Regions from separate parts of the Mus musculus genome. Here all the other regions are linked to region 5. Evidence: chromatin loops called from intact Hi-C (ENCODE). Cell type or tissue: left cerebral cortex. All regions are shown on one strand. Links, peaks and the distances in the headings refer to the core of each region. The heading gives the core; the rest is flanking DNA. Region 1 has its middle 54 kb from the start of A530021J07Rik. Region 2 has its middle 56 kb from the start of Gm29976. Region 3 overlaps Efl1 (elongation factor like GTPase 1). Region 4 holds the start of Mex3b (mex3 RNA binding family member B). Region 5 holds the start of Gm10610 (a long non-coding RNA gene).

Region 1 (6,196 bases), core at 938-4,937, 350 kb after region 5:
AGACCCCAGCCACTTCCTCCTAGAGGAAGCAGAGAGAGGGGGCCCTGGCTACTAGCCAGACAGCTTCTCAGGGCAGGTAAGGAGCTACAGAAAGATGCAACGCTGCAGACAAGCTGGGTCGCTGAACAAAAGAGCTGCTTGGTAACTGAGTCCTGCCTGTGGTTCTCAGCTTGCCAGTGTCTGTCCAAAAGCAGGCTGCGACCCCCACACCTGCTGGTATCTTCTCTCCATCCAAGCGGCCTCTTAGCAACCGACCTGGCTCCGCACAACTGCTAGAAGCCGCAGAGGTACAAAGGAACCTTGGAGGCAGGCAGAGGGCAGAGGCAGAGCAGACAGGATCCTACCAGAGCTGTCAGCTCAGCAGGCAGGGCCAGCGACTGGGCTCAGTAGCAGAGAGAGCCCCAGCAGCCATAGTTGCCTCTTGCCATCTTTGCTGGGCCAAAAGATCCTCCTTGGTATTCATGCTGCACGGACAAAGCACTGAGCCTTGCTCCCTGATGCGCATAGGTTCCAAATGGCCTTTGCCTCGAGCATCGCAGCCTGCAGACAGAAGTGGGCATCCTACCAATGACCAGGGATAGCCTGTGATCGCATAAGCAGAAGCCTCTGGCTGGTGTGGGCAGCAGAAACCACAGTCCTCAAATTCCTTGGAGGGAAAGGTAAGGAGAAGACAGGTGTGGATGCTGCATTTGCCTCCCTCCCTGAATCTCTTCCCCAGCACCCACACTGGCCAGGGAAGACAAAGCTAACCCTGACCCTGTTCCTAGGCCAGCTCTTGTCTCTTCCTTGGATCTGCAGCAAGTAAGTCCTCTTGGAGTTCTGCTCCTATTTGGCTGAGGGAGCTACAGCTACGTGAGAGCTGAATTGATGAAAAGACATGAATGGGGGAGGTGCAGCCTTGCCTGGCAGAGAAACCCAGGCGAGCTCTTTGCAAACAGCCCCCGGGGGATCAGGTGTATTCATTAATCATGACCTTCTGTTCATTTCCCGTGGTCTCACTCTCAGGCATCCCATGGGCCTCAGTTTGGGTTTAAATCCAGGGCACTGTCCTCTTGTGCCCTTTTGTCCCTGAGCCCAGGATCTCATTTATCAAGCAAAGGAGCATAATACCACCTGCCATAGGGACTCATCTTGTAACACACCCCCCCCACACACACACACACACATACTGTTACTTCTCATTAACACCCTAGACCAGCTGAACTGGTCACACTTTTCAGTCCTCTGTCTCAGCTTCATTTACATGGAGTTTCCAGCCTACTCTCAGATGTCACAGCCTGAATGGGCATAGAACCAAGCCACCGACCTAGTACAGAGTGCCAAAATGAATGGCCTAGCCTAGACACCGACCAGGTGGGAAGACTTCCACTGGGTAGGAAAATGAGGCTGGCAGAAATGCTAAAATCCTAAGGCACGATGCATGTGCTAGAAGTGGTGATTCCCAGGGCTGTGGCTGTAGGGCTCCCTGCAAGGAGAAAGGCAATTCCACGTTAATTTGGGGGGCTTGCAACCAGGTGTGCTTTGCGTTCACTTGCTTCGGGCTTTTATGGTCTCCCTTCTGCTTGGTACCATTTCATTAGGAGCCAGTGAGATGTATCTCAGCGTGGTGCAGAGAAACATCTCAGTGGAGCGCAGCTTGCCAGCATTTCTCCTTCCCTGGCGAGATTCAGGATCCCTAACAGTGGGTTTCTGATGCCTTGGAGGTGCCAATCTGTTTCCTGGATCTGCATGGACAACCTCAGTCCTCTCCTTGGTGAATTCTCTGATGTCTGGGCCGAGACTTTGCCCTTTTCATGACCATGGGAATAAGTTATCAACAGAGAAACAAGGAGCACCATCCTCCCAGTGAGGGACTATGGGTGCTCACTCTAGGGCTCCCTGGCCCTCCCGGTCTTTTGAGGCCAATAATTTTTCTTCCCACCCCATTTCAATCTCCTGATAGAAGACATTCTTTGTCATGGATAACTAGATGAACACAGAGCTCAAATGAACCACTAGCTGGGGGCTTTACAAGAGCATCCTTGGATGAAGCAGCCTTTGCAAGGCTTTCCAAGAGGGACTCACTTAGAGTGGCTTGTAAGGCATACATGCAAAACTAGGAGAGAGGCTGAATTTCACTTCTAAAAGGTCCCTCTTTTCCTGTTTCCTCCTTTAAACTATAAAGAGCTAGCCAGACAGATTTCCTTTGTCAAAGGAAGGCAGGCATTGTCTAGTCACAGAACTGCACCTAGATCTCTATTCACTCGGTAAACAGTCAGACTGATTTTTTGGGCATTTGGGATAAGAACTCAGTGTGAGTGTGGTATTATCTATATTGAAAAGAAACACTCTCCACTCCTTTGTATTTGTGTGACTGTCCAATTAAAAAGCACCCTCCAAGGCCAGGCAGATCATAACGAGCAGATGCAAGTGTTCAAATCCACATAACCCATGGAACTTGGGCACTGGCTCCTCAAATAACTGTGTGGTTTGGAACCATTTTGTTTTTCCAGTGTTGAACAATAAGCTGATTAATTCCCATTTTTCAAAGTCAGTTTCAAGCAGTAGTTTTTTTCTTCTTCTTCTTCTCCTCCTTTTTAACATCTACAGAAAACCTGGAAGGGAATACAAATTTCTTCCTGGAAAACACATCTCCCTTCCTGCCCTCCCTGCACCCTCTGATAAATAACATGAGCATGCAGTGATTTGCCAACAGCAGCTCCAGGCATGAAGCACAACATCTGCTAGCGAGACGCTGGAGAGACAGTGGAAGGCATGCTGGCTGCCTGCCCACCTTCAGACTCCAGATTTTTGCTGACAAGGCTGTCAATAAATGGGCAGATGGCATGGACTCTGCTGGCGGGAGAGTTCAGTTAACCTGACTCCAGACATTATCTCCAGTTCATGGTGCACTGGGCTGAGCCCTTCACTCGACCATTAAAGCTGTTCCTTGATGGAGCACAGAGAGCAAGACATAAGACTGGGAAGGAGGAGGCAAGCGCTCGCTTCCTTTAATTACATTAACTGAGTCTCTCCTGCAGTTGGCAGGCAGAGTGAGTGAGATTATTTAGCCCCTGTGACCACGGAAGTGGAGCGGGAGCATCCACACTGTATTTCATGCTGTTTAAACATGGGCATCCCATCCTCGGGAGCAGAGTACCTCCCTGGGGATAGAGTTTGGCATAAAATAAACACCCAGTAGGATGGATCTGGGGTCCTCCCTTGCAAGCAGGCAAGCTCTTGCATTGTCTTACAAGGACTGTCTGCAAACAAGCTGCAGCCAGTGTTCTTTACCCAGAAACAGCTCTGCTAACTGCAGAAACGTCCTCTAGTGGCGACTTGGGTAAAACACCCTCTGCCATCTGAGCATGCTTCAAACTTGTGGCAAGGGCAGTTTAATCTAAACTCATCAGACTAAGGAGCTGAGCACTGTGCTCTGAAGTCAGTTATTTAAGCAATCGGCCCTTTTTTCCATCTCTGCAGAAATCAGCTGCTGGAAGTAATACATGCATCAATGCTACACACCCGCATGGTATTGCAGAATTACAAAGTGACTTTGCATACTTTAACAGTGGTTTTTGACTGGGAGTGACTTTGCCCCCCCCCACCCCCCAACCCTATCCCTGGCCGGGGACAATGCCTGGAAACATACTAATGTCTCTAGGACAGAGAGCAGCAATGCTGCGGAGTGTCTCCACTGCACAGGCTTCACATTCACCCACAACAAAGAGCTCTTCCGACCAGAGTGTCAGCAGTGCCAGGGTTGAGAATCCTGCATCAGGACAAAGGAAATGAGTGAACATTTCTCACATCCCTTGAAAAGAAGAGCAAAGAAGGAGCAGCTGGTGGGCATGCAGAGGGGAAGCTGGGGATTTGCTCTTCGTGTCCCAGGTAGACTCACAACAGTGTCATTATTCCAAATGCTATTCACTAGTCAGGAAACAAGCAGCTCCCCAAGTTCTTACAGCTGTACTTCCATCAGATCTGAACAATGAAACATCGCATCCACGAAAGCCATTTTAGTCTAATTCATGTTTATTAAATGAGAATACCCACCTGGCGCCAAACTGGGACTGCAGAGGCTTCAGTGGAAGAGTGTTTTAAAACTGGTGCCTGGGTATTGTGGCTCATGCCTGTAATCCCGGCACTCAGAAGGCTAAGGCAAGAGAAGTGCCATGAGTTCCAGGTCAGTCTGGAGTACAGAATGATACTCTCTCACACAAGAAACACACACACACAGACATGCACACACACACTTATGCACAGGTACATGTTCACATATGCACAGGCACACATGCACGTGCACACACACATGTGAATGAAATCAAAAGATTAAATAAACCTAGCAATTAAAGTCTGGGACAGAAATCAGACTGGAGGGGTTGAGGGGGAATTAAGCTGAGCACAGAATATATGAGGGTAGGGGCTTAGGATTTAACAGATATGATCACATTTTCATTTGTCGTCTGTGGTTTGAGCAGCTTTGCATGTAACCACTAGTCTTAAAGGTATAGCACTCCTTTAAAGATATCGGTGAAGCTAAACACTGGCCTCTTTCTTGTTAGTTTTGTAGAACTGTGTATCCCTGCCCCCTGCCCCAAGAAATCATATGTTAAAGTGTAAGGCTGAATGCTGCCATCAGGATCAATGAGATATCCCAGTTTACACCTAATCATACTGAGTAGGTTGAGCCTCCAACCCCATGAGGCTGCTGTTTTTATCTAGAGAAGAAACTTAAACCCAGATTTCCACCCAAACAGATGTCAAGGCAAAGGTCAGAGTTTTGCCAACAAGGTCTTTGAATCCAGGAGACATGCACAAAGCAGATTACTTCTTGCACCCCTCTGAAGGCATCTACTTCCAGAACCGAGAGCCTAAATTCTGTCGAGGAAGTCATCTGGGATTTGTTTTGGGCTGTGATGACAGAGTTCTAGTTAACCAGTAAAGATGAGGTGAACACTAGAACAAGGCAGGGGCAGACAAATGATCCTTACTAGAGTTTTCTTTCCCAACTGATGCCTGCAAACTACTACTTCTTCAGAGCAGGCAACTCAGAGGATCCACCTTGGGCTCAAAGGCCGGCATCCCTCCATCTAACAGGAAGCAGGAGCGAGGTAAGTGATTAATTAATTAAGAACATACATTTCATTATGCCCCTGAGCCCACCTTTCAGGAATTCCTGATGTATAGCTGGGAGACACTCTCCTTTCTAAACCAGCATGAGAGGTGGGTAATGAGGGTGATACTTCTACTATTTTGGGGAAACCTGGTATTTCCAAGACTATCGCACAAATAGGGGGATCTACAGCCATAGTCACACATCTATGCATACTAGCAGTATCCTGGACTTTTAAAACAAGTCAACTAAATAATATATAGGGACCCATTCCAGGACAAAATCTGGGAGGGGTCTCAGGCTGAGACACATACAGGAGTGAGACCCAAGGCCAGAAGGAACATCTTACTGCAGGGACAAATCTACCTGAGATGGGAGACCAAGTTTTGGGATCCCTGTGAGAAACCATAGTTATGCTATGCAGACCTTAAACCTAGCATGCAAGGCAGTCAGATTTCCATTGCAGGAAACAATTACACTAACAGATAATCCTCTCCCGCTAAGCAGTGAGTGTTATTATTATAATGCATGTTTTACAATGCAAGAAAAATCAGCCTTACATTAGATTTACTGGATATTAGGAGTCAGCCAAGAAGTGGTAGGTTTTAGGGCATTCAATACTTTTCTGTTTGCTGTGACTAAATATGTAGCCGGAAGCAACATTAGGGAAAAGAGGCTTGTTTTATCTCATCGCTTGTGAGTATAGTTCACAGGGTAGGAAGTGCTGGCTACAGGAACGTGAGGAGACTGGCCATGTTTTTTTTTTCTGCAACCAGGAAGCACAGAATAGACGGAAAATAGGATGGGGCTATAAAACCAAAAGACCCACCCTGACAGTGACATGTACCCTCCAGCAGGATTGCACCTCCTAAAGGTTCCATAGATTTCCAAAATGGTGTCACCAACTAGGGACCAAGTATTCAAACACATGAGCCTGTGTGAGACATTTCACTTTTAAACTACAGCACCTGTGTTTAAAATCTTTAATTAGCTCATTGTACAAGTGTTTAAAATTTCCTAGGGAAAGTTATACAAGATGCACAATAAAATGTACCATGCTGTAGGTTTGCTCTTGACTTGGTTGCGAAGTTGTGGCTGGTT
Region 2 (6,196 bases), core at 701-4,700, 110 kb after region 5:
CCATCCATTTATGTGAGAATTTCATAAATTCATTGTGTTTAATAACTGAGTAGTACTCCATTGTGTAAATGTACCATGTTTTCTGTATCCATTCCTCTCTTTAGGGACATCTGGGTTCTTTCCAGCTTCTGGTTATTATAAATAAGGCTGTTATGAACATAGTGGAACATGTGTCTGTCTTACAAGTTGGAGCATCTTCTGGGTATATGCCCAGGAGTGGTATAGCTAGGTCCTCAGGTAGTATTATGTCCAATTTTCTGAGGAATCTCCAAACTGATTTCCAGAGTGGTTGTACTAACTTGCAGTCCCACCATCAATGGAGGAGTCTTCCTCCTTCTCCACATCCTCGTCAGCATCTGCTGTCACCTGAGTTTTTGACCTTAGCCATTCTGATTAATGTGAGGTAGAATCTCAGGGTTGTTTTGATTTGCCTTTCCCTGATGATTAAGGATGTTGAACATATATATATATATACATATATACATATATAGATAGATAGATAGATAGATAGATAGATAGATAGAGATAGATAGATAGATAGATAGAGATAGATAGATAGATAGATAGATAGATAGATAGATAGATAGATAGGTGCTTCTCAGCCATTCGGTAATCGTCAGTTGAGAATTCTTTATTTAGCTCTGTACCCCATTTTAATAGGGTTATTTGGTTTTCTGGAGGCTAACTTCTTGAGTTCTTTATGTATAGTTAATATTACCTCTCTATTGGATATAGAATTGATAAAGATCTTTTCCCAATCTGTTGGTTGCCTTTGTGTCTTATTGACAGTGTCCTTTGCATTACAGAAGCTTTGCAATTTTATGAGGTCCCATTTGTTGATTCCTGATCTTACAGCACAAGCCATTGGTGTTCTGTTCAGGAATTTTTCCCCTATGCCCATATCTTCAAGGCTCTTCCCCACTTCCTCCTCTATAAGTTTCAGTGTCTCTGGTTTTATGTGGAGTTCCTTGATCCACTTAGACTTGAGCTTTGTACGAGGAGATAAGATTGGATCAATTCACATTCTTTTACATGCTAACCGCCAGTTGAGTCAGCACTATTTGTTGAAAATGCTGTCTTTTTTCCCACTGTATAGTTTTAGCTCCTTTGTCAAAGATCAAGTGACCATAGGTGTGTGGGTTCATTTCTGGATCTTCAATTCTATTCCATTGACCTACCTGTCTGTCATTGTACCAGTACCATGCAGTTTTTATCTCAATTGCTCTGTAGTACAGCTTGAGGTCAGGCATGGTAATTACACCAGAGGTTCTTTTATTGTTGAGGATAGTTTTTGTTATTCCAGATGAATTTGCAAATTTGCCCTTTCTAACTCAGTAAAAAATTGAGTTGGAATTTTGATGGGGATAGCATTGAATCTGTAGATTGCTTTTGGCAAGATAGACATTTTTATTATATTAATTCTGCCAGTCCATGAGCATGGGAGATCTTTCCATGTTCTGAGATCTTCTTCAATGTCTTTCTTCAGAGACAGATCTTTCAAAGAGCCAGCTCCTGGTTTGGTTGATTCTTTGTACAGTTCTTTTTGTTTTCACTTGGTTCATTTCAGCCCTGAGATTGATTATATCCTGCCATCTTGGGTGAATTTGCTTCCTTTTGTTCTAGAGCTTTTAGGTGTGCTTTCAAGCTGCTAGTGTATGCTCTGTCCAGTTTCTTTTTGGAGGCACTCAGAGCTATGCGTTTTCCTCTTAGGAATGTTTTCATTGTGTCCCATAAGTTTGGGTATGTTGTGGCTTCATTTTTATTAAACTCTAAAAAGTCTTTAATTTCTTTCTTTTTAGTTCCTTGACCAAGTTATCACTGAGTAGAGTGTTGTTCAACTTCTACCTATATGTGGGCTTTCTATTATTTATGTTGTTATTGAAGATCAGCCTTAGTCCATGGTGGTCTGATAGGGTGCATGGGATGATTTCAATATTTTTGTATCTGTTGAGGCCTGTTTTGTTACTGATTACATGGTCAGTTTTGGAGAAAGTACCATGAGGTGCTGAGAAGAAGGTATATCCTTTTGTTTTAGGATAAAATATTCTGTAGATATCTGTTAAATCCATTTCTTTCATAACTTCTGTTAGTTTCACTGTGTCTCCTTTTAGTTTCTATTTCCTGAGCTGTCCATTGATGAAAGTGGAGTGTTGAAGTCTCCCACTATTATTGTGTGAGATGCAATGTGTGCTTTGAGTTTTAGCAAAGTTTCTTTAATGAATGTGGATTCCCCTGCATTTGGAATATAGATGTTCAGAATTGAGATTTTATCTTGGTAAATTTTACCTTTGATGAGTATGAAGTGCCCCTCCTTGTCTTTTTTTATAACTTTAGTTTGAAAGTTGATTTTATTTGATATTAGTATGGCTACTCCAGCTTGTTTCTTGGGATCATTTGCTTGGAAAATTGCTTTCCAGCCTTTTACTCTGAGGTAGTGTCTGTCTTTATCCCTGAGGCAGGTTTCTTATATGCAGCAAAATGTTGGGTCTCGTTTAAGTAGCCAGTCTGTTAGTCTATGTCTTTTGGGAAACTGAGTCCATTGATATTAAGACAAATTAAGGAAAAGTGATTGTTGTTTCCTATTATTTTTGTTGTTAGAGTTGGGATTCTGTTCTTGGGGTTATCTTCTTCTAGGTTTGTTGAGAGATTACTTTCTTGCTTTTTCTAAGGTGTAGTTTCCCTCCTTGTGTTGGAGTTTTCCCTTTACTATCCTTTGAAGAGCTGAAAGACCAGCTCTCTCCTGGAAAGACCAGTGCACAGAGGGCTGCAGAACAGCCCCACCTCCTGGCTGCAGATGTAGTCCTGTAGGACCGTGTCCCAGCTGCTCTGCTGCTTCTGCAGCCTGCGCACTCCTGAGTGGACCTGCCTTAGAGAGTCACTGGAGAGGAAATGGCGATCTCCCCTGAGTCCAGGGGTCAGACACTTCCTGGAGGCAAGCTCTCCTCTGGCAGGAAAGGTGCACAGAGGACATAGGATCAGCTCCACCTCTTGGTTGCAGATGTAGGCCTTTAGGAACCTTTCCCAGCTGCTCCGCTGTTTCTGTGGTCTGTGCTCTCCTGAGTGGACCTGTCTGAGTCCCCTTTGTTAAACATTGTTATTGTTTAAACATCCAATTATTTTTTAACATATCAATGGAAGTGGGAGCCTGTGTACAAAAGTCAGGAGACAACTTCACAGCGTCAGCTCTTCCCTTTCATCCCTACACAGGTTCAGGGTTTGACTCACGGCTCTCAGTTTGCCCAGTCATCCCCTTTACCTAATGAGTCATCTTGTTGGTCCCTAAACTGTCCAATCTTTAAATCCATTTAATTAAAGTGAAAATAGCAATGTGACTGTGTGACTCACCAGCCACCCTCTAAGTAGTCCTGAGAGAAAGAGACACTTAGTATTCGTGGTTCTCCAGTAATGCTTTCTGTTTCTACAACATTTATAAACCTGTTATCTTTAATATGTCACCATTAGTCTAAAAGGCCTGAAAGAGTGCATTACCTCTGATGACATGAGGTACCTTTCTTGCTTATCACCCACATTCTTCTTTTCGAATTTTAATTAACTGTACAAATCCTTAATAACAGTAGATGACAAAGAAAAATATTGAGAAAATTTCCAACAAATTCTGTCTCCTCCTTTGCCCTGACATCACCTCTCCTCATGCCTGGGAATTTTTGTACCATATTTCACAAACCCACACATAACTTTTAAATAGTTACAGCCTTAGGAATTTTTTTGTTGTTATTGTTTCTGAGACAAAGTCTGATGTGTAGTCCTGGAACCTTCTGTGTGGACTATGGTGGCCTCAAACTCACAGAGATCCACCTGTTTCTGCCTCTTGAGTGTTGGAATTTAAAGCTGGCTACCATCCACACCTGGGCCATAGTCTCTAGAAGCCTTGTCTTTCACCTAATATTACATTCTTAGCATATAAGCTGTTGCTGGAAAAGCTACTTTTTCAATAACATTCTCTTCCATGGGCTACCAGTATGAAAGATTTAATTATCTTTTTAGTAGGGTACATCATATCTATATGATATAACACTAAAACAGTTGTTTATTGAAGTACATACTTTTCTATAAGGGTGAGTAATTTTTTGCTTTAAAAAAATAAGGCAGTAGCATATCTCTTGTCCCCAGATCCTTTTCTGTAGCAGCAACACCCACTCTCACATCCTCCTTGCTGAGTGTCATCAATGCAATCTCTTTCGTCTCCAGGGTCAGCAATCATGGGTGAGGTTTCCAGCTCTTGCTTGCTGCTCCCATAGCATTTGAACTTTGGCTTGACACTAGCATCTGCCTTCTGTACTGGTATTCATATGAATATAAATGCACACAACTAAATGATTAGATGCAATGGAACCTGACCAGTGTAGAGAAAATATCTTGTGTCTGTATAGATGTGGTACCTGCCAATAATAAAATTAATAGCCTATAGTTTAGGCAGAAAATAGAAGGTGGAACATCCTGTAGGATTCTGGGATGGTGCCAGAAGGGACATTCACCCTGGAAGATGTGATGGAGACAGACACATGGTGCCCGAGCACAGATAACCAGCTATGGAGCAAAATGTAGATCAGAATAAATGGGTTATATTAAGTTATGACCTAGTAAGAGAAGAACTTAGCTATATGAGCAAAGTAGTTGTAAATATATTTTGATTCTGAGTTTTATTTCTGGGAGCATGGGGCTGGGAGGAAGAACTAAAACTAACTTCTAATTTAATCTACTTATATCTATCACCATTTGACATTTTGATAAGCCATCAATTTGTACCTAGTATTGTAAGACTTTGCTATTATTATTGAATTATACCTTATACACAGATATGAAAAAATAAAAATGTAGCCCAATGGGTTTTTACTGTGAATGTACCATGGAATTCAATAGAGTCCTCCTCATACCTCAGTGCCTGCGTTGGTTGATTTTGTCAAGTTGACACAAACTAGTGACTTGGGAGGAGGGAACCTCAGTTAAGCAATGGTCACCGTATTACTGGCTTGTGATCATGTATGCGAGCATTTTATTGATTGACTGGTATTGGAGGGTTTGTCACACTATGGGTAGTGGTATCTCTGGGCAGGTGGCTCAGAGGGTATATAAGAAAAGGTTGTATAAGCAAGCAGACTGAGCAAGCCTTGAGTAATAAATCAGCAATCAGTGTTCCTCCGCAGTTCCTGCATCAGCTCCTGTTTGAGTTCCTGCCATGACTTGCCTCAGTGATCGACTGTGATGGACATAGGAGAGCCAAATAAATGCTTTCCTCCTCAAGTTGCTTGTCACAACAACAGACAATAACACTATCTAGAAACCTTCTTATGTCTCTTCCCATCTTCTTCATGCCCCAAGGTAATTGACATTTTAATTTACATCACTCTACATTGAATTAGTCAGTTTTTGACTTTTTTTTATTACATATTTTCCTCAATTACATTTCCAATGCTATCCCAGAAGTCCCCCATACCCTCCCCCCAACTTCCCTACCCACTCATTCCCATTTTTTTGGCCCTGGCGTTCCCCTGTACTGGGACATATACAGTTTGCATGTCCAATGGGCCTCCCTTTCCAGTAATGGCCGACTAGGCCATCTTTTGATACATATGCAGCTAGAGTCAAGAGCTCCGGGGTACTGGTTAGTTCATAATGTTGTTCCACCTATAGGGTTGCAGATACCTTTAGCTCCTTGGGTACTTTCTCTAGCTCCTCCATTGGGAGCCCTGTGATCCATCCAATAGCTGACTGTGAGCATCCACTTCTGTGTTTGCTAGGCCCCGGCCTAGTCTCACAAGAGACAGCTACATCTGGGTCCTTTTGATAAAATCTTGCTAGTGTATGCAATGGTGTCAGCGTTTGGAAGCTGATTATGGGGGCTTGAGCAGTAAGTCCTTCATTAAAATAAAACCACTATTTTCACAAAACCACATCCCTATAGCAGCATCCATTTAACCAGCAGTGAAAATACATTCCATCTTACTTTATAGTTTTTAATGTGCATATTTTGTCCATTTCAGATGTTTAATTAGTGCTTGCTAATTTATGGCTTAATTTTTTATTGCTTGGGCTTTCACACATTTACAGAATGAGTTTTAGTCATTTTTCACAAATTCCTCATGTTCACCTCCCTCTCCCACTGGGAACTCTTTAACAGTCCTCATTTCTTACCTTTGGGTCTTCTTGTGTATGTACCATTGAGTGTGCCTGGGAA
Region 3 (6,196 bases), core at 1,238-5,237, 830 kb after region 5:
CCTCCTAAAGAGGAAGCGTAGTGAATTCAATAATAAAATATACTATTTTATATTTATATACTCAGCCTAGCAGGTGACGTCAGAGGACAGGTAGTGCGGAACGGTGTCCTAGTGGTGTCCTCGAGGTTTAAAATGTACAGGATCTCTGGATCTAGTGTGCCTTATATACCTCAACTGCAATCCCATACTTTGAACACAGCCAAACAAATGGCATTTTCTCATCATCAAGGTGTGTACCGCTGAGAGCCTGACGCTTTATTACATTTAGCAACAGTTAACTTGTCCTTATTTCCCCTAACCTGGAGGCACTTGGCTGGTATGAATTCTGGCCAAGTAAAAAGAGTTCTTTTTATCAGGGACTGCAAATGGCCTATCAGAGTACAGACCAGATTCTGTAACTCATACTCTACAAAAGGTCACTCTTTGCTCCTTGGGCGCATACCTGACTGATGGCTACCGGATACACCTGCCTGTCTGTAATTATACCGCTTCAAATAAGGACCACAGACTTGTTGAGAAATGCACACTCCTCAGTCAGCTAACCCTCACAAAGTCAGCAACTTCAGCAACTCTTCGCACTCCTCTCAAACTATTATCTAGTTTGTCCTCTCCCATATAATTCAAGGTCTTCTCTTTCTAGCTCTGGGACACACTGTTGGTACCTCACAGCTCGTGGCCACAGCAGCCAAGCCAGGGTGTCCCCAGCCTTCCTCTGCTTGGCACTTAGAAGCTGAATGGCCCGAGAGTAGACCTTCAACTAGGGGTCCAGCATGCTCAAGTGAGGTTGCTAGGGAAGCAAACAAGCTAAACGGATTCTTTTCTATGTGTCGGCTCAGTCAGGAGCACTGGGCAGACTGGATCCTCAGGCCAAGCTCAGTCCAGATCCCTTCCCTGCAAGGTTCCTATACAGTTCATATAGGAGAACAAACTTCAATCTTTCAAAGCCAAAGTACTTCTTAAGACCCATTCCGTAAGTTCTTGATCAGTACCTTTTGGCATAGAGACAAAAAGAATTAAGTGTCAGTCTCTAAGAATTTATGAAGTCGACATTTTAAATTGAAACATGAAGGACAACATTTTAATATGGGCTTATATTTAAAGGATGGTTTGAAATACAAAAGAAAAATAACTATGAATACAAATAAAAATTGAAAATGCCTTCTAAAAACTAAGACAAAATGGGCTTGAGTCGTCAAAACTAAGTAAGAGGAAGATGGCTCAGTGGGTAAGGGGACATGTTGATCTTTTTAAAATCAAGGGCTGGGGAAGGGGGTTCAAATGCTCCGCTTCCTCTGCAAATTCCCACACCCTGATTTCAGAATCTAAAAATTAACACAGCACACTGAAGAAAATGGAAACCAAGATACACAAAATTATCACATACATGCAAAGAACAGTTATACAGATCTGCTACATGTCAAAATTTTAATTTGGCAATGATTCTGTGGGTCTTAGAATAATTTTTACATAATTTAGAATTCCACATCTGCAGCTTCACATTACTTCTGAATTTGCTACAATCACTTTCTACCTTTTGGATTTTTTTTTATATATATATAAGATTCCATGGCATTGGCTTGGATGGCCTACAGCTCACTATACAGACCAGGCTGGCCTCAAACATGCGGCAGTTCTCATGCCTGAGCCTCCTGTATGCTGGGACGACAGGTGTGAGCCACCATGCTTGGCTGCTTGTTTGCATTAAAAGACACTTTTATATTATGGAGTAAAGTTAACATACTTCATGCCAGTTATACTCCTGTTTAGAGTAAAGGTTGTATTTCCAGTCTGTCACCCCAAAACAAACCTGGAGATGCATCAAAAATATACACAAATGTGGCTTTAAAATACAGAACTCAAAGCTAGAAAACACAGTTTCTCTAAAGAGTAATTTTTGAAAGGACTGAGGAAGTCCAAGTTACACTACTTGCAAACAAAGATGTTTAAGGCTGGGAACAGTATTGGGATACCTTGTGCCTAGTCAAATTGTGTATGTGTACTTGTGCATGTGTACATGCATGTGTTCAGTGTATGTAAAACATACATGCAAGCAGTACATACAAACACACACCCAGCCTCACTACCCACATGAGCTTCAGCACTGCTTTCCTGGAGGTGGCTGATAAAGGATGGACATAATAGTGAAGTTTGTGGGGAAAGCAAACCTTTTTGTCCATTTCTTCTTTACAAATAATTAATGCATCATCAGTGAAGTTTATTGTGACGCTTAATGAAATGAAACAAAAGTTGTTCACTGTACACCCAAAACAGAATGCTAAATAAATGCTGGAGAGATGTGGTCAGAGATAGGGCTGAAGTACAATCGGAATATCAGTTAACAAAGGACATGTAAATAAGAAACTACATAAATCACTAGTGAAAAGTTAGTAGTTATTTTTGAAAAATTCAAGGCTTGTGGCTTTAAAATAAGAAACAATCATGCGATAAACCAACTAGAATTGTTGCCGCTGTGGAGACCTAAAAGGAGCCGTTCCTGTTTCCACCCTGGCCTAGCCCTAGGGAGCAGCGTTTACTTTTGATTTTCAAGGCATATCTGATTTCTTCCAGCCATTACAGAGGCAAAGAATGAAGTGGATTTAGATGCAGCAGTGGAGGAGAACAACTTTGACTTCATCTCTGCACTTGAATCAACAGACCCAAATCCTCTGAAATGCGGTCACCAGTGCAATTATGTGCTGGCCTCCTGCACACTAACAGACAGTCATCTGGAAAGCATAAAACAAACCCAGCGACACTGTGCTCCCAATTGCACAGGAGACCGGGAATTAGCAATGTGTTACATTCTACCCCCTGAGCAGCACACAGTTTTACAAAGCCCTTTCCTACCAGAAACAACTGAGGGAGTCATAATTCATTTCCCTCAATGAAGAGGAAACCAAAGGGAAAGAGAACAGACCACTAAAACCATTCCTTCAAGAGAGGGGCGGAGGGATGGCACCAAAGAGATTTAAGTGGCTGCTTTGAAATCATTCTTCAGATTGAGACAGCAAGCTACTCTAGTCTCAGCTTTTCTAAATGACACAGTTGTTTTTTTCCCCCTCTTTTAAAGATTTAATTTTATTTTTTGACTGTCATCCATGCCTCTAGTAATAAAATGTTTGTTTTCCATGTACGGCTGTGGGTTAGGTGAGGGAACTGTTTATAGAAATGACACTGAGGAATTCTGGAGTGTCTGGTAAAACCCGACTCTATCAGCACTCGATGCCATTCATCATAGCACAGCACACTTGCAAACAGGGACCACGTTTCCTCTGGTGAGTACCTGCATAGTACATACTCCTGCCAACCAAGTTCTTTGTTCTTTTCTGGTTTGATGAAAATTTGGAGAAGGCTGCCCCCTTGTGTTCTTTTTGGTGCAGCTGCACCTTACCAGCCAGGTCTGGAAGCATAGACCTTTTTTTTTTTTTTTTTTTTTTTTTGGTCCTAGTCAGAGCCACTGTAATGCGACCACTGCTGGGGGGGTTTTGGAGAAGAATCAGGAATTCTGACTGGGACAGCTGTTTTGGATTTCTCTGGAGGCTGAGCCACAAACGACTAGTTTTTATGTACCTAATCAGGGTAAGGACTGCCTTCTTAAAGCTCCAGATACAGCCGTTCTTGTCTGTCAAATGTCTGTCTGTGTGACACTGACCTGAAAGAGTCCACGCATACAGGGTACACTGCACAGAAGGTACTAAAACCACAGAGCAACCAAATAATAGGACAGCCCATCTAGGAGCGCAGGAAAAGGTGGGAGGCTTCGAGAGAACCCCGACTAATTCAGGCAGAGTTCAAAGTACAGCTGTTCTGAATCAAGACCCCTTCCCCTCACAGTTAGCCTGCTGAAGGCCCCCAGCTGGGATAAGCTGCAGTGTTTCTCTTAGCAGTTCCTCTATCAGCTGCTGAGGTGGGACCTACAAATAATTTGGAAGACTAAACACACAGAGTGAAGAATCCACTCTAGGGAGCAGTGTAGACCCACACAGTATGGTGAGCATAACATGAATGTATGTGAGCAGATGACTAGGTTAGAAAAGTTGTGGGACCGTGAAAGGCAGCCTGTTTTTTGGGCTAGGTTCAAACTCCGGAGACCCAACAGATTAATCTTTGAGGGATGGAAGCCCATTTGCCATGCTCCCAGGCAAAGGCTCCTGACATAGGCTGTCCAGGCTCTACCCTCACAGTTACCTGACAAGAGCCAGGTATGCTCCTTCCCACAGTTACTCTGCAACAGCAAAGTAGCCTAGCCCACTATAAAAGGCCCCTCCTCCCTCTACTGCTTCTCTTGTTTCTTTTCTCTCACCTCTTGCCCTCCTTCTCCTCCCCGCTTCTCCCCTCTCTCCACGTGGCCATGGCCACTCTCTGCCTCTTTACTCTTCTCTCTCTCTCTCTCTCTCTCTCTCTCTCTCTCTCTGCTTTTCTACTGAAGCCGCCCACAGAACTAGCAGCCTGAGCTAACCAGACTCTTGCCTTCTCCCCCTACCCCTTTTCCTTTCAGCCCCAGGGCAGACTGAGGCTCTGGGCTCCCACCTGTTCTTAGCTTTTCAGCAGCGTCCAGTGACCTCCTGCAATGCCCAAGAGCTAGAACCTGTTGTCCCTGGGCTCCACAAGGCCCAGGGACCCCAGACTGCTCCGTGGCTTCCCATAGCAAGACGCCTACCCGTGTGCATGGAGAGCCCTGTGTCCGTCCACCCACTCAGAGCCCCGGACATCTGTTGGGATGAGGGTCATCTCTCCCATCTCCTTCATTTCCCCACGACTGGTGTCCAACAGTAAGTCACAAATGCTTGTGTTTTCAGAATTTAACTTGAAAAAGAGGATTTAAAAATATTTTTTTAAGTGACTAAATGCCAAGAATGATCTAAGACTGAGGAGATGTCAGCAGGTATATACAAACCTATGGATCTGAGTTTAAAACCTCAGAATCCACATAAAAGCTGGTCATGGTGGCACATGCACCCGTAACTAGCACTGTGTGGGCTGGGGACAGGAGGCTTGCTGGCTACCAGTCCAAGCCCAGGTTCAGTGAGAGACTCAGCGTCAGGCATAAATAAGGAGAGAGAAAGAAAGAACAGGAGACACTATAGCCTCTGGTCTGTGTATATGTGCACTGGATCACCAATCCACATGTGTGCATACATCCCCCTCGCCCCCTACAAAAGATGGTTTATATCCTACCTCCTCCAAGTCTCTCCATGTAGAATCTCAAGTCTATAGAAAGGTAGGGATTAGGGAGAGGCTCTGTCAATACAGGAAAAGGGCTCACACAAATGCCAGAGTCTGAAAAAAATGCAACTACATTAAAGGCCACCAGGTGCTTAAGAATGAATTCATGCCACTAACACAGCAGGTGGTCTCTCTAGAAGTTAAAAATAAGGGGCCCTCGGCTCAGGAATAACCAGCAGTAAGACAGGGAAGAGACCACATCTCAGGGATGCTCCTTGAAGGGAGTTTAGGCTGCTGCCGGGTGGCTCGGGTTCAGAGAGCTGGCCCAGAAGCCACGAGAAAGGTCTTACATAAAGTGGGAAAGGCTTCTTCCCCAAGACTGACACCAGGGCCATGCTGCCTGTTTAAAATTACTGTCCTGGTAATAATGAAGTTAGGAGGCCAGAACAACGCAAGCAGGGCTCAAGCTGCACACCGGTGTTCACTAGAAATGCTTCAATATTGTAAAGACTCTGAATCTTACCAAACCAATGATAACTTCACTCATAAAAATTATTATCTAGTATATATGCACATCTACACATAATGTGCTTATGCATATATAAAAGTCTAAGGGGTCTCACTAAGCTGAGAGCACACGCAGTAATCACTTACAGAGACCTGGCCTCTCTAGATTCTTATATATACTGAGCTTCATAGAAGAATGTGATCCTGAGTCTGTTCTGCAAACCAAACAAAATGTCTTAACATAGACAGATATGAACTAGAAAAGACAAAAAGGGTTTCAAGCTCACTCATATGCAAGGATGAATGTAGGAGTGTAGACCCAAAACAACAACCAGCTGAGACAAGCCAGATTCAAAAGTAACTTCATGGGGCTACCAAGATGGTTAGATGGTTAACAGCACTACCTGCCCTTCTAGAGCTTGGCCCAGCCCCCACCATGGCAGCTCACAACTGCCTGTTTACTCCAGCTCTAGGGAACCCAATATCCTTTTCTGGCTTTTAAGGGCACTCACACACATACACA
Region 4 (6,196 bases), core at 1,185-5,184, 680 kb after region 5:
TGTGCCATTGGCATGGAAGTCGTTCTCGTCTGTCAGCTCGATGATGCCACCGGTGCGCAGCGCGATGTGAGCTTCGATCTCCTCTCTAGCGCGATCCACGTTCTCTGGCATGCCAGTCACCTCGAAAACTGGCTCCTTGTCTCGGCTGGGTGTCACAATATATGTATGTGTCTGCTGTTGAATGCGCTTGATCGTGGCGCCCTTTGGACCCACCACGAGCCCTACCACGCGGTATGGCACCCTCACTTGGATAGTGGTCTGTCCCGGCAGGTTGGGCGGTCCGGGCACAGCTCCGTTGAGAGCCGTGTTCTTGTTACGAGAGGCTCGGATCATGGAGAAGTGCTCTGCGGCAGAGATGATCTCCCTCCGAGCCATAGCCACATCCTCCTTCCTGCCCGTCACAACAAAGACAGGCTCCTCCCCGCGAACTGGGGTCTTGATGTAAGTGTTGGTCTTCGCCCTCAAAGCTTTGATTTTACAACCTGGAAGCCAGGGTTCAAGGGAGGGAGTAGGAGAAATAGAGAAAGAGACACGCCCATTATCCCAGGATAACCGCGGAGACCCGGGACAGCCCGCGCCCAAGGCAGCTGGGCAGCAGAACACGCGACCAGAGAAAGGGGGCGTCTCCCTCGCTGACCCCGAACCGCGCTAGGAGCTGGACCGCCGGTTCTGTCCTCGAAACGCTCGAGGAATAAATAGCCCATTGGCTGCCTGGCCCTCCCCCGGTAACTGCAGTCGTCCCAAGCAAAGCGCAGAACCCCAGAAAAGTCATCTAGGGGGATGCTGCTGGTATCCAACTGAGCACACTGATTGCCTTGAAGACCAGGGGCTCCCGGGAAGCCGCGATCCCTAGACTCTGGAGGACTAGGGGTGGGGTTAAGAGAATGGCAGTCCTGGGACCCATTGTTCCTTCCCTGGACTCTATTCCATTCCGCTTTGCAGAAATCCCGAATCCTCATCCCTTCGGACGACCCCCCCCCATACTGCCCCCTCCCAAAGGACCACCAGAGGTCCCCTCCCCCAGTATATTATATTTTAAACATCTTTCCTAGAGTGGACTAAGTCTGGAGCACTAGAGGAAAAGGCAGTGATTTTAGCAGGAGAAAGTGCATCCCGCCGCGGCACTGGCGCCGCTGTGGAAGACAGCCTGCCTGCACTTTCTTTGTCTAGTGCGCCGGCCCATCGCGCGGCTCTTCCTCCCTCCCCAAGGCTCCCCCGCGCCACAGCTCCCGTTCCTGCACCCGCCCTCACAGTGAGGCGGTGGCGGAGATCCTACACACCCCTCCGGTCCCCATCCCTGCCGGACCCACCTTGCCTCCCTACGATCTCCGCGACGTGTTCGGAACTGGGTACCGGCACGCACTCGGTCATGTTCACGCTCTTCTTGCGCGGTTCGCTGTCGTACAAAGAGGCGCCCTCATCACTGTCCAGTCCCAACAGGGAGAGCTGATCGAGCGCAAGCTGCAGGGCTCTTTGGTCATCCAGAGTCTCTCCCCCGCCGCTGCCACCGCCGCCTCCCCCGCCGCCGCCTCCCCCGCCGCCGCCGCTGCCGTTGCGCTCCAGGTCTGCAAACAGCGAGCTGGGCATCGCTCCGCCGTGCGCGCCGCGCCCCAGCCGGCTCTCTGCTCGGCAGCTAGAAGGTGCAGCCACAAAGGCAGCCGGGAAGCCGGCAGTCAGGGGCGGGGAGGCCGGTCGGCTGCGGAGGGCTCCGTGGCTCGTTTTTCGGCGCTCGGAGGAGTGGGTCTCTGCGTGCAATCCGCACCGGGCAGTGGCTGCAAGAGCCCCCGCCTGGGTCCCCACCCCAGATCTGCTGGCGGTTGGGGTGGGGGCAGAGCTCGAGCGGCGGCCGCGCGTGCCCCCCGAGTGCCCGGCTGGCTGGCCACAATGCCGAGCGCAAAGCGAACAGGCGAGCGACAGCAGCGTTTCTTTAAGGAGCCCCTCCCCGGCTCCTCCACTCCCTCCCTCCCTCCCTCCCGCCCGCCCTCACTCAGCGCTTTTTCCTCCTCTCCTACCCGCCTCTTGACTGAGCCTCTGCAGCCAGACGGCTCCGGAGGGGGACGAGGGAGGCGCAACGTCACCGGCGGGAGCTGACACTACAATGCTACTGACACTATCGCTGGGGGAGGCGATTGGCGCGCGCCAGGCCGGGGGCGGGCGGAGGCCGGGGCTGAGAGAGCGGAGCCAGCGCCACCCCCATCGAGCTCGCCGCAGCCCGCCCCGGCCTCCTCCCGGCCGCGCCCCTCCCCCGCCGCCGCCGCGAACGCCTCTCTTTGTTGTCTAATGCGGGACCGGCTGGCTCGGGACATTTATATGTACCTATCAGCCGAGGACAACCACTGTCCTCAAGTCTCTTTCCTCTCCAGGTTGAGAAGAAAAGGCGCCCAACTGTGATGCCAGCCGCCAAGCTCCAAAGAGCGGTCCTTCTAAAGTCCCGTTACTGCCCCCAAATAAAGCATCCCTGGAGCCGACGCGACCACTAGGTGGACGGTATACTGTACAAGGTATCTGTACCACAGGGCGGCCCAACCCTGGGACGCGGAACCAAAGGCTCGAGATCCTGGGCCCCATTGGTATTGTGACTGCTGGGCGCGAGCTGCCCACCTGCGCGGGAGCGCACGCCACACAAAAGACACGCCCGCCCACACTGCCACTCGCGCGCGCGCTCACATTTCCGTCCCCTTGGGTAGCACTTTGCCCAAGTGGCCCTGAAAGAACGAATGCCAAAACCAGAAACCGGTTGCAGAAAGGGCCCGACCCGCACCGCTGCAGGTGACCTCTAGGGTCCCGCACATGCCTGGCGCGCGGACTGAGACCCCGCGGGCTCCCACACGCGCACGAGCGCCGCGCGCCCACTGCCGGGACGCCAGCCCTACACTGCCCGGGAACAGTGAGGGCGTGCGCGCCCGCCGCTCCCAGGCCCGCCCCTCCCTGCGGTCAGGCATGCGCAGTGCCTGAGAGGAGCCCAGAGCGCGCCGGCCCCGCCCTCCGCCCAGCCCGGCCCCGCCGGGAGGTGTGTGGTCGGGCCTGGCGCTCTTTGTGCGCTTCTCGGGTTGGGGGAGGCGGCGGAGGAAGGGTGCGACAGGACTAGCGGGCGGCCAAGGCGAACTGCGCCCCCTCCTGGCTTCTCCACCGATAGCCTCCGAGCGCAAGCGAAAAGAAAGGAGGTTTTGAGGGGCGGGCCGGGGCGGGGTTCGGGCCTCGGCGCATCTCCCTCCTGCGAGAGGAGGACGCCCCTTCCCTGCTCAAAGCGCATCCGCTTCTCCGTCCTTTGTTCCCGGAGCCCGCCTGTTTATCCGCGCCCCTGCGCCCTGCAGGCTAGTAGTCCAGGCTTTCCCTAATCCTGTTAAGGTCTGCCGGGAGAGACGCCTCCTGGTGATTCCGAGGCGACTTGTGTACACCGCAGACTGGTTTACTGGAGAACCCCTTCCCCGCTGGGGGCGACCCTGGGGACCTGGGGCAGATCTGAGGGACCCAGAAAAAAGGGATCACCCCGCACCTCGGCTTTTATCCACAATACCTCCCCTGCCCAATGCCTGGGTGGTTAAAAGTGACAATGGTTGGCAGTGCACTTGGGAGCGGACTGTTCTGCCAGCGCCTGCACTTCCAAGCGTGCGAAGGTGATCCCAAGCTCCAAACTCACCTGGAGCTGTCTCGGGGCAGAGGTGCTGATTATTTCCCTAGGGAAATGAGGCTGAGGTGCGGCTTTACTGTGGCTATTTCCTCAGGATGTTTACGTCAGCTTCCCCAAGCTGGCTGTGTTTTTCTTCAAAGAATCAGTTCTATAAGGGGCGGGAGTGGACGGGGTGGGGGTGGGGGTAAGAAAATGGTGGTGCAGAGAGAGTTCGCTGACCAGTAGAGAATTCCTGCTTATGAACTCGGAGTCAAATTGGTTTGTGAATGAGGAAGGAGTGCACTTGAGGACCCTAAACTAGGTACTGGAGCAAAAGCGCCCTGCCTAGAAAGAGTAATGAAAGAGCATTCATGACGGCAAGAAGCAAAAGAGAGCCTGGCCGCGAGGCCCCTGCCTGTCATCTGAGAGGGTGAGGGAGGGCAGGGATTTCAACCAATTCCAGGACAGCCTGGGCTATATAGTGAGTTTTGGACCAGTCTGGGTTACAACGTGATATCCTGATTTTTAAACGTTAACAAAAGAGGCAGTTCTGAAAAGCCCGTTTTCACCTTGCAAGCACAACATGTTAGCTTCCTTTTGGGGTCCACTGCTGTTCCTTTAAAACGAACACGAAACTGATTGTGTACGTGTAACTGGGATGGAGGGTCCCTCAGGAAACTTGCTGCAGGGAGCTTGCCCATAGATTTTTTGCAAGCCTGCCATAACTCTATTCCCCCTGGAACCTGCTTGTAATAAGATTTCAGATGAGTTGCTCCTGAAAATTTGGAGGATTTGGCTCTTCAGGAAGTCCCTGGGGACCCTGTCTCATTAGCAGGAAGGTGAATGCAATGCTTCACCAAGGTGACATGTTTAATGTCACTCTTCCCTGCTGGATGAAAGCAGGAACGGCACCTGCTTATAACTATGAAAGGTGGATGAAATCACACATTTTGCCCCACATGAAAGAAAGGTGGAAACTCTGACCTTAGCAATTCATGACCATCTAGACAGGTCCAGGTAGGTCCAGACAAAGAGCCTGTTTGGTGAAAGCTGTGAAAATCAGTGTTCTGAAGACACTGTATTGAATACATCCCTGAGAGCGTTGCACGATGATTGATGTGCTAGAAATTATGTCTGACAACGCCAGACTCCATTTCCAGCTGGACTTTTTGTGTCTGTGCCGACTATGAAAAGGCCAGTACCCATCTTCCGGTGGGCTGTCTTAACCGGAGACCAGGACAAAGGGAACTCATGTATGTGTGGATGACAAGCTGCTGGCTGGTGCCTTCCTACCAGCCACCACCCTTCTCTGCTTGCATGCAATGGAGCATCTGGAATGCTTTCAGACCCTTGAATATATTTCTAGAAATAATTCTAGAAATAATAATTTCTAGAAATAATTTAATAATAAAAAAATGAAATAATTTCATTTTCAATTAATGTCTTATAAGACACCATACAACTTGCAAGGCCTGCTTCTGGTTTTAAATACATACCCTAATCCCATAGTTTCTGTTTGTTTGTTTGTTTTGTTTTGTTTTGTTTAGATTGTTCCAGGCTCCTATTGGACCCAAGAGCTTAACTATTTTCCTGATACAGGACCCCATACCCCCAAGGGCTTTTTCATGCAGCCATATTATGTTTATTATTATAAGAGAAGAGTGTGCAGAAAATGGGCCGTCAAGGAGCATTTCAGCTGCTATAAATTATGAAAGGTTCAAGTTATCTCCTGAAAGCAAACAGTAACACAGCCTGTTTTCCTTTCCAGAGGTCTGCAAAGCTGTTTTGCACACATCTTGCAGACTGAATACATGGCAGGAGGAATTCAAATCTCCACGTGAAAGAAAGCTAGCTCACTTCAATCCGTGTGCCTGAGCTCGAGTAAAGCATTGGTACAAAAATGATTGAGATGGTGAGGGAAAGGACTCTTCCCCGAGCCATTGTTCATATGGAAACCAGTTACACAGAGGGGCTAATGTGCAAAGGGTAATCCACCCAGCGTCCTGGCAGGACCTCGCAGACGAGGTAAGTGTGCTGTGCTTCAGTGAAGGAGGTGCAAGAATTTATACAGATCAGAGCTTTACAGCATGTAGCATCTACTTAGGAACTCAATACCTGCTTATTAGATGAATGAGGGAGCCAGGCAGAATAGCCCTGAAGGCATAATTTCCTTAAGTACACACATGAATAATTCAGTCTCTAGGAAACAGTTCAAATGACTCCAGCCACAACAACATGACTTTGAGCGATGTTGGTAATCACAGATAATATTTATTACACACGTATGATGTGCCAGGCAGTTTATAAATGCTTTCCAACATAATGTAAGGTTTAATTTTCATAATTGCCTTGAGTCAAAGACTGTCCTTGTACCCACTTTACAGATGAAAAGTAGCTAAGTCCCTGATCCCAACCGAGGCAGATTTACCTCCAAGTCTAGGAAGCTTTAATTCAGGGGCTCTTACCTAACACAGTACCCCCAAGACACTGGGGAAAGTCCTAACAATTTCCTCATCAGGTCATTCAGTAATGTTTTCAACAATGGAGTTTTTATTCGTTTTCTTAAGGAGAACTCCTAAGATGAAG
Region 5 (6,196 bases), core at 743-4,742:
AAGCTGGACTTGCTGGCCGTGTCAGTTTTCCAACTCTGTAATAAATAGCTGAGAGGAAACATTTCGAGAAGAAGAATGTTTTACATTGGCTCATAGTTTTATGATTTCCTGCTTGTGGACATTTGGCTTTTGTGTTTGGGCCCATGAACCAAGTGAGGGAAGAAGCCATTACCTGGAGCCCTGGCAGAGAAAACAGCTCACCTTGCAGTGGTCAGAAAGTGGAGAGTGAGGCATGGAGGGAGTGGAGATAGTGTATAAAAATACATCTTCCCAGGCCACTATCCCAGTGACCTACTTCCTATAGCTAGATCCCACCTCCCAGTGATGTCATCCTATTAGGAAGCTAGCAAAGGATGAGTTCACTGACCAAATCAAGACTGCCATGATCCAGCCATTTCTCAATCTACCCCCAGCTGAGGACCAACCGTTCAATACACCAACCTTTCAGGGGACCTTCCCTCTCCAAAGCACAACAGTTTTCAAAAAGGAAGACATGGCACAAAGTGGCCAACAGTCTATACAAAACACATTTGCCACAGAGGCTACAAAAATACCAGTTAAACTATAACAACACCGGCTTTCTTTTCTAACCATTTCTCTTCCCAAAGGTGGAAGAAGGACAGAGATCATGGACCGCACTCATGTCTGATGTCTGCCTGTTTTGGGGAAGCAGATGGGTGAGTGATAGAAATTTAAAACAAACCAGACTAGAGTGGGTTTTAAAATATCACTTTAATTCTTAAAAGTAACTGAAAAGTTGTGGAATTTGTCCAAAGTGTCTGTTAAGTGCTGGGAAGGCAAGATGCAGGCAATCAAGTTTAAGAATAAAAGACCAGAGAAAACAGAAAACCACTTCTGGGGGTGCCTTATGCAGTTCACATGGCTCCACAGATTCAGTTATAGCCACCCAGAAGCGCATTTCTGAAGATGGTCACCGCCTTAGCTAGTGTGATTTATTTACCTGAGGATCCACCTTTTAGTGTCAAATACATGATAACTGATGTGCCAAGAGCCAGCTACCCAGCAAGCAACACGGCAATCCAGAGTTTATTTTCACCAAATAAATCTTCACTTTCCTTATAGAGGAGAACATCAGACTGAGTGCATTTTAAAACGTAGTCTCTGGATCATGCATAACTGGGAAGACATTATTTCTAGACTCATGGGGCTCTCATAATATTCTATAATATCCATGTGCTAAGTATTTCTTATATGCTTTCTATATATGGACTCAATAGCTGTTGAAATTAAAAGCCTATGGTGGTGTTTCATTCACATGGGGAGATTCCTTACATGCTATACGGTGATGCAGTCACCATGCTACTAGTGCTGAGAGCAGCAATCATTAATGCAATATGTACTTTTCCTTCCTTACTTCAGAAGTTCATTTGTGTTAATACGCATTGAAGAAAAGTGAAAACTGCCCATTCTAGCATACTTTGTAACCATGCCTTCCTTCCTTCCTCTTCAGTGGTCATCTTTTTAAAAAGAGATAACTTCAATTAATTTATTTTTATTTTCTGTAAATTGATGATTTGACTGCATGTATGTCTGTGTGAGATTGTTGGATCTCCTGGATCAGGAGTTACAGATAGCGATGAGCTGCTACTTGGGTGTTGGAAATTGAACCCAGGTCTTCTGGAAGAGCAGCCAGCACTCTCAACCGCTGAGCCGTCTCTCCAGCCCCTCCAGTGCTCATCTTACTGGAGACTGTGGCTCTCTTTTCTGTTTCTCTATTTCTGGAGGTTTTATATTCTCTTATACCCCACTGTTTTACCCTATTTGGTAAACTTTTACTTATATTTACGACGCTATTCTTTACAATAGACGTGAATTATAACTGTGCTTCTATATTGTTCCCAACTAAATTAGAAGGCAAGAGAATGGTGCATATTTTGATTGTGAACTAGACCACAGGCTTATGTGTTGAATGATGGTTGGTGGGCTTCGGAGAGAGGTTGTATCTCTGAGCTAATGAATGATTGGATTTGATGGATTTGTAATGTGATGGCATTAGGCAAGGTAGTAGAAAGTAAGTGGGCCCTTGTTGAAGGAAGTAGACCATTAGTGAATGATAGCATGCCTTGGCCCCTCCTGCATCTCTCCCTCTCTTCATTTCCCATAAGCTAAGTAGCACATGTTCCTGCACACATGATGCTCTGCTCATGATAGTTCAGAATCAATAGAGTCAAGGACTATGGAGTAAAACCCCGCAACCATAAGTTATCTTCCGTACTCCTCTAAATTGTTTCTCTCCTGCATTTTGCTACAGGGACAAAGTCTCACTCACACAGCAGTGCCCCTCAAGAGGATCCAATGTTGTTCAGCAATTGTTTTGTCGAAGACCACTAGGCTGATCTGAACTGCTTTGGCATAATTGCTTGGGGCAGAGAGGAAAGTGGAAGGGGAACACTCAAGCCTGACCTCACGTTCTGATGACAGCCAATGAGTAGCCGGTGTGTTCAAGTAAACCCCTAAGCCTTCTGGGGAGTGCCTACTCCAGGGGCCTCATTCTCTCCACTGCAGTGGAGCCTATCCCCATAGCCAGCCCACAGACCCTCTAACTCACAGGCTCTTGTAGAAGTCTTGGAAGGATCTTGTCCTACTGCCTACATCTCAGTGTGTTGAGTGTCGATCTTCAGGTTCTTTTACACATGTTATGTCATCTGCAAGTCATAGTGATACTATAGGATACACACTCTGAAGCTCATTTCATAAACTAAAAAATGGATAAGATAACAGGGGTTTATATAGCTCCTTTAGGATCATGTGTTTATAAGCAATAGAGCTGGTACTTGATCCAAACAAACCAGTTGTCGTAGAAAAAACATCCTTAAATGTAAAGGCTTTAATTATTTTCCATTGTCCTTCTAACACTTGAAGTTGAACTAGTTTAATGTAAGCATGAGTGTACTCTAAGTAAATGAAGCTGTTGCCAACTGGGTCTTCTCAATGTGGATAACATGATAACATGTGTCCGACCATTCTTTCTTATCTCTTACCCAGGTGACTAATAATGCTATTTGGTATTGTATTAGAATGTATATTTGATCAAATAGCTAATACATCGAGTTAGTCTTCTGTTTCCCTTCACTTCTAATTTATAAATCATATGTAGGTTCTTGTGGCATACACCTAGTCATTTGTGCATAGCTAAAGCTTGGATGCAAATTAACATTAAACCTCCAGATGGCACCAGAGAACAGAGATAAAAACCATAATAGCATTTTTTTTTTTTTCAATGAGCCTTTGTCTTGTTCCTAAGAGGCAGGTTGACTGAGGGAAATGGCTCCTTGTCACTCAGCTAACCTTCAAGGAAGAGGAGTGCCTGACTACACACTTTGCAAATGTCCAGATGCTGTTAGAGACACTTGACGGTGGAATTTTGTGATGCAAACTCACAGGTCTTGCATTTGTGCACAGCTATTTGAGAGTCAAGAGGGTGGTCCTTTCGACTGTCTCCAGCACAAAGTGCCGAGAGAGAGAGACAGATGTGCTACTGCAGAACCCATCGCTAAAGCTTTTGTTGCTGGACAATCCGATACACACAGATACCTGCAGGAAAACAGGAATCTGAAGGGGTGACAGGGTCCTTGGCGTTCTCATTTACAACAGCATTCCTGTAAGGGACTCTTGTTAAACCTAAAAGAAACAAAGAAACAAACAAGCCATGCTGAAAAAAATGATAGTAGCTATCAAACCAAGTACGAAGAGTTGGAGAGAGGAGTCCCCAAATACATGGTGAAATGCATCCTATTGTAATATAACGAGAGATGTACTATCCTCGACACGAATGAACAGAAAGCAATGAGAGGTCCATCCAGCTGGCAGAGTGGGTAAGGTTGTAACTGACAGCCAATACTCACCTCCCCTCCTTCAGCCAGTTATGGATTTATCTTTTAGACACAGATCTAAAGAAGCTTCTCACTCAAGCATTGTGAGTATCCCTCAGCACGCCCCGGGGCCAGTCCCAACATCCCCATCCACAATGGCCACAACACTGCTAATCCTTAAATCATGGCTTAGCACTGTAACACAGAGACATCTGCTGGGCGGGAGTCCAGGGTGCGAGTTGGAACCCCAAGTGCTGTTTTCCTGGATAATCTCATGTCACCTCTCCAGGCATCTTTGCTTGAACTGCCACCCACTGGGTGAGGTCTCACCCACCATCCTCTCTAACGTGATTTTCTCTCGCCTATTGTCACGTTTTTCCACTGATTTCCATTTAGCACTTATCAAAATAAAATCACTTCATTTTACACTCCTTTGTCTGCCTCCCCTGCCTGCAGCTATTGTTGAAGCAAGCAGGACCCTCTTTGGTCTGCCTCCTCCTGCATCTCTACCTTTGAGTACAGTGTGCTGTACATTGTAAATGGCTTTGTAAAACTGAACAAATGACTGAATGGTGGCTGAGAGGCTGCTGGTCCATCCCTCTATTTCCTTCTGGTTATGAAATTTGATTAAAAACATCACATTTAGGATCAAAGCTATTATGGGAGACTATTAAGTCAACATAAATAACTAAAATGTGCCTGAAGAAAAAACAAGAGATTGTAGATACAGAAAAGATAATCATCTCTACCGTGTTTAAAAACAGACGATGAAACAAGAACTCAGAAGCCCAGGAGTCCCGCTGCAAAGGCTCACTCACAAGAATGCCTGATTTCTGGGAGAACTGACGACCAGGATGGGCCAGGAGCAGCTGGGTGTGCCTGCTGTTTTATGTGGAGGTGAGCAACTGCATAGACAGCTCACCAGTCCAGAAGGACCCTCTTTATACTGGTGAGTGTATTACAAATGGTTTCTAATGAACACCCCTGTGCACTGGGAAAAGCCATCTGTTCCCACCTCTCAAAGCTTCCTCGAGACCCTCAGACTGGCTTAAGTTTCTCTTATTCCAACGCTTGCTATTGACTGGCAAATAACAGGGTTTCCTCACGTTTGCCTCTCCCTTTGGAATGTGAGCATTTGAAAAGCCAAGGCTCCCATGCACTGTTGTCTTCTTAGTAGAGCCTGCTGAATACAAAAAGCAATCTGCTAAACAGTTGTTCAAGAAATGAATAGATGAGTCAAGTGCTCAGACTTGACAACTCTTGCCCATACTTACGTTCAGTTCATCCTTGCCCTGGTTCATCACGTATGCCTTCATCTTGTATGAACGAGGTTTTGCTTTTCTTTACAGATGAAAGATTGAGGCTTTGCAAAAGCACATCTGCAGGAATCTGACACCCCCTTCTCGCTTCCCTGGCACTGGCACACATGTGGCAGGCACTCCAACAGACACATTGACATAGACATACATTAAAAAAAAATAAGATGAGTCTTAAAAAATGCAGTTTTTTAAACAAGAATATTTGTCCTAGTCACTTTTCTCACTGTTATGACAAAATCAAAGCAATCCCAATGCAAAGGCAACTTAAGAAAGTTTGCGGCATTGAGGTTTCATGGTAGCAGAGGCATGAGGCACTCCACATGCAGTCAGGAGACAGAGAGGCGAATGAGCTCACATTTACTTTTATATTCATCTTGGGACCTTGGGGTAGGGGTTGGTGCCTCCCACCTTCTGAGTGGGTCTTCCCTTGCCTGTTAAACCTCTCTAAAATCATTCTCATAGACACACTGAGAGCCGTGTCTCCTAGGGGATTCCAAATCTAGGCAGGCTGATGATGAAGGTTAACATTCACAGCATTAAACACCAGCTTTCCATTTTTAAATAAGATCCCATTGTATGGCATGTGTCATGGAGGGAAAAGGAAACCTTTGGCCAAGCAATGCCTAGAAGCAAATACCCACTGACTAAAGTTCAAAATGGTGCATATTAAACTTGGATCCACTCCCCACACCCTTTTTGGTTTGTGCCAGGCCAGTGATGAATAATGAAGAGAATACATTTTGATCAAAGACAACCAACTAACTCGTTGGACATGTTGCATTTGGCGGCATCTGGAAACAACTCTCCTCTTCCACAAACTGTCTTTAAACCATTTAGTCACATTGCCTTTTCCATCTTTTAATGGATAGTGGGCAGAGTTCCAGCTTCCCATTCACTTTTAACCTGAAGAGCAGCCTCATTTCAGGCTATGCAAAGCCTGTCACAGTGACCCTGTGTTATTTTAAATACAAGAATAGTGTTGTGAATGCCTTGAAGAGAAATGTCCACTTCTATCGGAGATGTTAAATGAGGTATATTTTGGCA

The links. Peaks named below come from ENCODE experiments on the same cell type or tissue, not always from the same donor. Only the 100,000 strongest peaks of a DNase experiment are listed, where the experiment ranks them.
Region 1: a loop joins it to region 5, with 7 times the contacts of the local background. A loop is called at or near these places in 6 of 42 quality-filtered maps.
Region 2: it touches region 5 in a loop (2.5-fold over the local background); 6 of 42 quality-filtered maps call a loop at or near these places.
Region 3: it touches region 5 in a loop (12-fold over the local background); 23 of 42 quality-filtered maps call a loop at or near these places.
Region 4: a loop joins it to region 5, with 8 times the contacts of the local background. A loop is called at or near these places in 15 of 42 quality-filtered maps.

What each region holds. Positions count from the first base shown.
Region 1 is chr7:83,198,960-83,205,155 of GRCm38, reverse strand. No RefSeq gene overlaps it. Among named protein-coding and RNA genes, the nearest start is that of A530021J07Rik, 54 kb to the right of the region's middle. In left cerebral cortex, for the core only: a CTCF peak has its summit at 3,314; DNase peaks (open chromatin) are centred at 1,202, 2,800 and 3,290; H3K4me3 peaks cover 287 bases; H3K27ac peaks cover 431 bases.
Region 2 is chr7:83,435,818-83,442,013 of GRCm38, reverse strand. No RefSeq gene overlaps it. Among named protein-coding and RNA genes, the nearest start is that of Gm29976, 56 kb to the right of the region's middle. In left cerebral cortex, for the core only: a CTCF peak has its summit at 2,785; a DNase peak (open chromatin) is centred at 3,282.
Region 3 is chr7:82,712,992-82,719,187 of GRCm38, reverse strand. All of the region lies in intron 15 of Efl1 (elongation factor like GTPase 1), which reads right to left. Among named protein-coding and RNA genes, the nearest start is that of 4933406J10Rik, 40 kb to the left of the region's middle. RefSeq lists an enhancer at 2,096-5,320. In left cerebral cortex, for the core only: a CTCF peak has its summit at 3,350 (motif pointing left); a DNase peak (open chromatin) is centred at 3,343.
Region 4 is chr7:82,863,042-82,869,237 of GRCm38, reverse strand. It overlaps Mex3b (mex3 RNA binding family member B), which reads right to left and starts at 1,905. Exons shown (of 2, transcript NM_175366.3): 1 at 1,311-1,905; 2 at 1-482. The coding sequence starts at 1,587. It overlaps Gm36584 (a long non-coding RNA gene), which reads left to right and starts at 1,942. Exons shown (of 5, transcript XR_003946820.1): 1 at 1,942-3,696; 2 at 5,379-5,635. In left cerebral cortex, for the core only: CTCF peaks have their summits at 2,477 and 3,116 (motif pointing left); DNase peaks (open chromatin) are centred at 3,019, 3,996, 4,378, 4,706 and 3 more places; H3K4me3 peaks cover 3,042 bases; H3K27ac peaks cover 2,701 bases.
Region 5 is chr7:83,547,319-83,553,514 of GRCm38, reverse strand. Gm10610 (a long non-coding RNA gene) reads left to right here and starts at 2,921. Exons shown (of 2, transcript XR_140845.5): 1 at 2,921-4,782. In left cerebral cortex, for the core only: a CTCF peak has its summit at 3,182 (motif pointing right); DNase peaks (open chromatin) are centred at 3,201, 3,782 and 4,035; H3K4me3 peaks cover 562 bases; H3K27ac peaks cover 376 bases.